Regions from separate parts of the Homo sapiens genome. Here region 1 is linked to region 2. Evidence: chromatin contacts called from ENCODE Hi-C data. All regions are on one chromosome and are shown on one strand. Each heading gives the region's core, a stretch centred on a gene start or an enhancer-like site at or near the end of the contact. The rest is flanking DNA. Distances are from core to core; before and after follow the strand shown.

Evidence for each region. A loop is a pair of places that touch in the nucleus more often than their neighbours do. Pooled maps may share reads with other maps.
Region 1: a loop to region 2 is called in a pooled map, with 3 times the contacts of the local background. The contact joins two enhancer-like sites. A Hi-C loop is called at or near these places in 2 of 50 pooled maps.

Annotation. Positions count from the first base shown.
Region 1 is chr17:81,428,574-81,432,036 of GRCh38, forward strand. All of the region lies in intron 3 of BAHCC1 (BAH domain and coiled-coil containing 1), which reads left to right. Among named protein-coding and RNA genes, the nearest start is that of MIR3186, 21 kb to the right of the region's middle. Within about 2 kb of position 1,403, at least 14 of the 41 ENCODE cell types and tissues checked have a DNase peak (open chromatin) inside an H3K27ac peak, as active enhancers do.
Region 2 is chr17:81,100,210-81,103,758 of GRCh38, forward strand. It overlaps BAIAP2 (BAR/IMD domain containing adaptor protein 2), which reads left to right. Exons shown (of 14, transcript NM_001144888.2): 8 at 3,293-3,514. Among named protein-coding and RNA genes, the nearest start is that of MIR657, 23 kb to the right of the region's middle. RefSeq lists enhancers at 1,492-2,009, 2,010-2,526. Within about 2 kb of position 1,687, at least 2 of the 41 ENCODE cell types and tissues checked have a DNase peak (open chromatin) inside an H3K27ac peak, as active enhancers do.

The DNA of each region.
Region 1 (3,463 bases), core at 153-2,652, 330 kb after region 2:
TACCCCACTCCCTCCACCCACCCTGGGGGACCCCAGCAGCAAGGAGGGCCGTTTGTGGGTAGCACCACCTGCCTTGGAGCCCCCGTCCCGCCCCTCTGGGGGCTGCTCAGAGGGTGGGTGTGTGGTGGCCCACAGGCAGACAGCACCCACAACGGCCTCTAGACACTCACTTCCCCTTGTGCCAACGGCTGCCTGGGCGGAGCTGCCCACATCCCACCCCGGGGACCCCCACCACTTCTCAGCCCCTCACATGGGGCCCGGCATCGGTGGGTTCCATCTGCTCCCGAGCCCTTGGGAGTCCCCCTGGCTGGGTGGGAAGCCAATGTCCTGCCACAAGTGTCGACGTGAGCCCCTGGCGTCTGGGCCTCTGAGCCCCTTCTATCTGCGTCCCAGGGAAGTAGCTCCTCCAGGCGGGGGTGGCCTGAGCCGGAGGAGAGGACAGTGCCCACAGTGGCCCTGGCTGTGTCACACCGAGGAGGTTCACCTGTCCACCCTGCTGGGCACCTGGCACCCTGGCTGGGCGAGACGCATCTCCCGCTGTCCGTGTCAGGTGGGGGTGGGCACGTGTGCGGGACAGTGGGCTGGGTGGACCAGCACGGGTGGAGGCGGGACAAGGGGGTGCAGGGCGTGGCCTCTGAGCCGCCCGCCTGGGCCCCAGAATGCAAGGCCCACCCGGGGCTGAGGATGGGTGTGGGTGCCCCCCGAGGGTGGCAGAGCCTCCAAGGCCACACACCTGCGAGGCCCGTGCTCCAGCTTGCTGTCCCCTGCTCTGCCTTCAGTTCAGTTGTCCCACCCCCCGGGATCCCCTCCCCTCCCTGCGGGGGTTCCCTGCCACGCAGCCGTGCTCCCCGACAGACCACATGGAGCTGCCGCGCTGTGAGCTGAGCGGCAGAGGCCAGGGCCGGCGGGCCAGGGTGAGAGGCTGGCTGGCTGCCCGGGCAGCATGCCTGGCTGCTAGTTTGACAGGGTGCCAGCTGGCTCCCCGTGCGCCGGGCCTGTTTCTCTGCCGTGTGTGTTCATGGGGGAAGGGGAGTGAGGTGGGTGGGGGGCACGCGACTCGGCCGGAGAGTGGGGGCCAGCAGGCACAGCGGGCTGCCTGGGCGGTTGGCCTTGCCCACGTTTCCTCCTAGTGGCCCAGGATGGGCAGGAGGCAGGTGCCTGGCCAAGCCAGCTTGCCACCCCCTCCCCAGCCCAGGGCTTTCGTTGAGGGTAGGTAGGCCAGGGTGGGGCAGGCCACCAGGAACCCAGGTTGGGGTAGCCCCAGGAACCCCCCATGCCAAGCGGGGCCTCCTCTCTCCCCATCTGCAGGGCAGCCCCTCGAGCGGGCCAGGGCTTCCTGCTTCCCCGGGGGAGCAGCTGGGGGTGCAGCAGAGGCAGCCCGGAGCTGGAGGAGCCGCCCGGAACATCTGGCCTGGGCAGAGCCTGTCTGTTCAGCTCCTCCCGGCCCGCAGCTTACCCGAGGCTCGCGCTCCCACCAGCGGTGGGCCTCTCTGGGGCTTGGGGTGGGGGCGGGAGGCGGAACTGGCCAGGGGCAGAGGTGAGCTCCTGCTGGGCAGCCTGTCCTGGGTGGATGAGGATGAGAGCAGGGGTGGGGGCACACACAGCTGGCCCTATTGTCAGCAGGCCTGGTCCCCTCCCTCCCCACCGCGCCCCCCAGCTGCCTGGCCAGGACCACCCACAGGGCCAATGAAAGAGGATTCTGTTCCTGGGGGGCTCAGCTGGGAAGGGGTGGGGGCAGGGGCTGCTGAGATCCCCACTGAGGCCACTCGTGGTCTCTTGTGCCACCTGGGGGGAGCCATGGGGGCGGCAGGCACACACACGCGCTGGCTCTCCGCCTGGCCGGCCTCTTGGTCAGAACCACGCCCCACCAGCGGCCACTTCTCACTGGGCCTGGCCAGCTCCTGGGGGTCCGGGGCTACGCATGCCGAGCACTCCCTGCCAACGGAGCCCCGCAGCTTCCTGCATCCTGCCAGCTGCTCCTCTGTCCCCTTCGTCCCCTCTGAGGTCTCAGGACTCGCTGGTGCTGCTGGGAGTGAGCAGGAGCTGGGACCACATCTGTTTAAGGGACAGAGGTCCCACCAGCGCCCACCCACCCCGAGTGTCCTCAGAGGTACTGGGGCCCCAGCTCCATCCTTCCTGTGATGCCTGCCAGGGACCTGCTGCTTCCTCCCAGACCCCTTCAGCTCCTCCTTCCTCTCCCGGCCTCGGTTTCCTCGGTGGCTAAAACAGCTTCTTGGTCTGTCTCCCACAGGCCCGCTGACCACCCCAGCACTGACGTTTCTACCACATCTATGTGGGGGGTGTGGCCCTTGCCCTGCCTAGACCTGCTGTCCCTGCCCATGTGCGAGGGAGAGTTGGGCCAGTGGGGACAAGCTGGCTCCGCTGGGATGCGAGGGACAGCGTGGGGGTCCCGGCGTGGGGGTGGAGGGGACAGCGTGGGGGTCTCGGCGTGGGGGTGGAGGGGACAGCGTGGGGGTCCCGGCGTGGGGGTGGAGGGGACAGCGTGGGGATCCCAGCGTGGGGGTGGAGGGGCTCTGCTGGGCCGGCTACCTCCCGCCAGCTTCTCTCAGCCAGAGGGCGGCTGCCCCATCCAGGCCTATGATCCCCCCTCCGGAGGTGTCCTATGGCTTTCGGGAGCCAGCCCTCCCATACCCTCGGCCCCTCACCGTGGCCTGCCCTGGCCGGCCACCCTGCCAGGGTCCCAGCCTCCTGTCCCCACTGGAGTCTGCCCTCAGGCCCTGGCAGTTCCCAACCCCCAGCCCGCTGAGACTTTATGCATAGCCTCATGTTCACGGCCTGGCTGAGTGCTGCCAGTCACTGTTGAGTGCAGGGGTTTCATCCCGTGGCCATGGTGACCAGCACCCAGGTCCACACCTGGCAGAGGGCTGTATGGAGGTGGCTAGGGGAGACACAGACTTGGGGAAGCCAGGATAGGGACATCCCAGGTGGCAGAACCTGAGCCCCAGGGAGGTTGGGGAGAGGGCCACCCCTGGTTTGGATAAAGGGCCTGGTCCCTGCAGCTTCAGGGTTCCCAGGACCAGCCCTGGCTTGAGGTTGGGCAGGATGACTGCACTTCTGTTATGAGCCTGGCCCTGGGATGGCACCTGCCTCCCCCTGGCAATGCTGCACAGCACAGTGGTGCTTGCGCCCATTTTACAGCTGAGGAAACTGAGGCTGAGGATTGTGTGTGACTGAGAGCCTGTCCCCTCATCCCCTCCCTGCCCTCTGACCTGCCGTGCTTTGGAGTAGGTGTACCCTCTGCCCCGCAAGCTCCTGCTCTCCAGGAGCCAGGGACTTAGCCAGGGACTTGGGCTAGAGGCTGCTCTGGGACCCAGGAGGCTGCACCCGAGCCCCTGCGCACACCCAGGCACCGCAGGACAGGGCAGGACTGTGGCAGATGCGGCATGGGCCCCTGCTATGTGCAGGGCAGGTGGGCAGGGCAGGGGTCGTCACAGACCCAGAG
Region 2 (3,549 bases), core at 437-2,936:
GGGTTTTCTTGGGGGTGAAGTTCTGGGAGAATTACCAGGTCACAGGGTGCAGGCATTTTGAAGACTCACATTAGAAATTGCCACCTGCAACCAGGGAGAGTCTGATGGGCTTTCAAGGCCTTCTAGAACATTCTTCTAGAATGTTCTTGGCTCTTCTGCCACAGCCATGTCCTGGGCAGGTGCAGGCTGACGCCAGGCAGGGGACGGTCATGCTCCGTGCTGGGTGCCGGAGTCCCGGTGGGACACCTGGTGGGTGGCCTCTGTGTCCTCACTTGCTCTTCCTGTGGCCCCTCTATCCACAGTCCTGGGGTACAGCCTCTGGGCTCATGGCTCTGCTCACCCGAGGCACTGAGGACCCCCAGCCCCAAGCCTGGGTCCCCAGCCACCCAAGACCACTGTGCCACTGGGCCCCTAGGCCACCCAAGACAACCATGACACTGGCCCCAGGTCCAGCAGCTGCCATAGCTCGGCTGTCGTACGTGGACCTGCCACCCCTCACCCAACCCAAACCTGCCCTATCTCTTTGCTTCCTGGGTAGCCAGGGGCCCTGCCTGGCTCTCAGGTGGCCTCCCCAGTCCCTCCCTCACTGCTCCAGAGTGGCCTCCCTGGGACTCAAACCTGGTCACAGGGTCCTCCCCTGGCTCCCAGGCTCTTGGTGACCTGTGCCTCTACCACCTCTGCCTGCACCCCTGAGCCACTGTGGTCCCAGGTGGGGCCTTGGGTGGTGGCCACATGCTGCTGCCCTCGTGACCTCTGAGAGACCCCTCTGCCCGTCATCTGTTGAGGGCCCCTCCTTGGGCCGGTAGACTCTTGGCCCTGTGTTTCCCGCTAGGCGTCCCCCGGCACAGTCCTGCGGCCCTGTGTCTCCCGCTAGGTGTCCCCCGGCACAGTCCTGCGGCCCTGTGTCTCCCGCTAGGCGTCCCCCAGCACAGTCCTGCAGCCCTGTGTTTCCGGCATCCCCAGCCTTGTCGTTCCTTGTGGGGGAATCCCGCCCTGGGATCCGCCATGTCCCAGGACCAAGCCTGGCCCTGCTGAACCAGGAGCGAGTTCCTCAGGGACGGGCTGCAGCAGCCCCCTCCATGGATATCCTGAGCCCCGATGTGAGCAAGGGGATCCCCTCCTAGGAGGCTGACTTAGCCCCCAGAGCAGGCAAGGCCCAGAGGCCAGACTCCCCACCGGGAACAGGCAGGGCCAGCAGGCCCCTGTTCACCCATAGTCCATGGGTAGGAGTTGGGATGGGATCACATGTGTCCCCTGGAACATTCTGGAACATTTCAAGAGTTTCGAAGATGTAGTTCCGGAGCCAAGCCCACCAGGGAGGCCCTGGTCATGTCTTTCTAAAATAAAGGGTTGCAGGGATCCACGGGCTATACCTTGACACTTGTTCCCCCCACCCACCACACTCTCATGTACGTGCGCGTGCGTGCACACACACACACACGCACGTGATACAGAACCAGTGCTCCAGTCCCCACAGCCTGGGGACAGCCAGGAGACAAGTGCTCTTCCCTCCCTGGAGAGGCCCCTCCTGCCGGCCTGGGCCTGCTGGGCACTGTGGGCAGGTGCAGGCAAGGACAGCAGCAGCACCTTTGACCCCTGGAGGCAGCCTCGCTGCTGAAGGACTCAGCGGTGACAGGCTGTGCTGCCACAGCTGCCAGGCAGGGAGCGCTGTGGAGCGCAGGCCTCCCGCCTGCTAGACCCAGGACAGTGGCGGGCGTCTGCGCCCTCTGGCGGGGGCCAGGCCCCATGACGGGGCCAGGGAGTGAGAGCGGGGCTGTCAGTGGCTGGGGTGCTGCCTGCAGGGATGGAGGGCGGGGAAGCCAGGCTGCTTGCCGCAGGTCTCCCAGGAGGGGTTGCGGGATGTGCCTGCGGTGGCAGCAGCTGACCTCCTGGGCTCGTGGGCCCCCGGGCGTGTGTGGAAGAGGCCTGTGTCCCACAGACCCACTTAGAGACGAGCCTCTGGGCTGGGGGCCAGGGTGTGAGGGCAGCCTCCCAGGGCAGTTCGTAGTAGCTCCCTGGTGCTTGGGTTTGGGCCTGCCTCGGGGCTCTCAGGGTGCGGGGGTGACGCTGGCTCGTGGCCGCTGTGTCAGGGCCGTGCCGCTGCGAGGTCGGTGTCCCTCGGCCGTCTGCCCTAGTGCTGGTCCCTGCTGGCCTCTCCGCGCCACCCAAGACTCACTCCTCTACCACTGATCTCAGCCAGGGCTCGGCAGACGTTCTGAAGGGCCACAAAGTTTGTGCTTTTGGCTCTGTGGGCCGTGCCGTCTCCAGCTCTGTTACTGCAATGTGAGGGCAGCCATGAATGAATGATTCACAAATCGATGCACAGCTGTGTTGCAATAAAACTTTATTTACAAAACAGGAAGCCAGCCCTCGGGCTGTGGTTTGCTGACCCCTGGTCTGAGCCAGCAGCAGAGGGGTAGGGGTGGCATGGGGAGGACTTGCTCAGAATGGCTGTCGTCCAACATCCTCCGTGGGTCCCCAGCGTGGGTGCCCAGCCACATGTAGAAGGGAACGGGGATGAGTTGGGGGGAGCAGTGAAAGCCGGAGAGGCCCCCAGAGGTGCCAGAGACATAGCAGTTCTGGCCCACAGCTTAAGGGTCTGGGGGTCCCGGGAATCCAGGCCCTGCAGCCTGCTTAGGCCAAATGGCCAGGAGGGGCAGGGGTTACTTGATTAGCTCCCAGGACCCAGGCCCGGCCGGCTCCCAGTCCCAGAACCTTTCTCCATGCCTGTGGCTTCCTCCTCCTTTGTCCCCACTGTGCTCAGCTGGTCTGTGTCCAGCAGGCCGCAGAGTACGCCCGAGGGAGCGCGGGCTCTTGGGCCCAAGGGCAGTGGTTGGAGCAGTGAGCCTCAGTGTGTCTGACGGGGCTGCCTTCCTGCCCTCGGCAGCCAGGCCTGACCCCCACTGGGCAGCACCACCCCCTCCCCCGGCCATCTGGGGCGCCTTCCTGGCACTTTGGGGTTTGCCCACCGGAGTTTGACCTTGTGCGTCCCTGTCCGTTCCTCCTTCCTCCAGGCCCTGATGGGCCCCGCGGGCGTTGAGCCTGGGTTTGCTCTCATCCCTGGAGGTCCCCCGACTGCATGGCTTGTGGTCCATCCCCGGCCCTTTACCGGCAGCCGCTTCTGTGGGTTGGGGTCAGAGGCTCACGGGTGGCCTGTCTCGCCGAGAGGTACCACCTGGTGAAGAGCAGCCTCCAGCCCCAGAGAGTGCTCAGGGAGGGCCCTCAGCGCTGTGCCTGGCTGCAGGAGACTGAGCCGGCCCTGACCCCTCCCTTCCTGCTGCTTCCACTTCAGGGCAAGGAGCTGCTGGCGCAGAAGCTGCCGCTGTGGCAACAGGCCTGTGCCGACCCCAGCAAGATCCCGGAGCGCGCGGTGCAGCTCATGCAGCAGGTGGCCAGCAACGGCGCCACCCTCCCCAGCGCCCTGTCGGCCTCCAAGTCCAACCTGGTCATTTCCGACCCCATTCCGGGGGCCAAGCCCCTGCCGGTGCCCCCCGAGCTGGCACCGTTCGTGGGGGTGAGTCTGTGGCCTCTGGAAAGCTTCACGGGTGT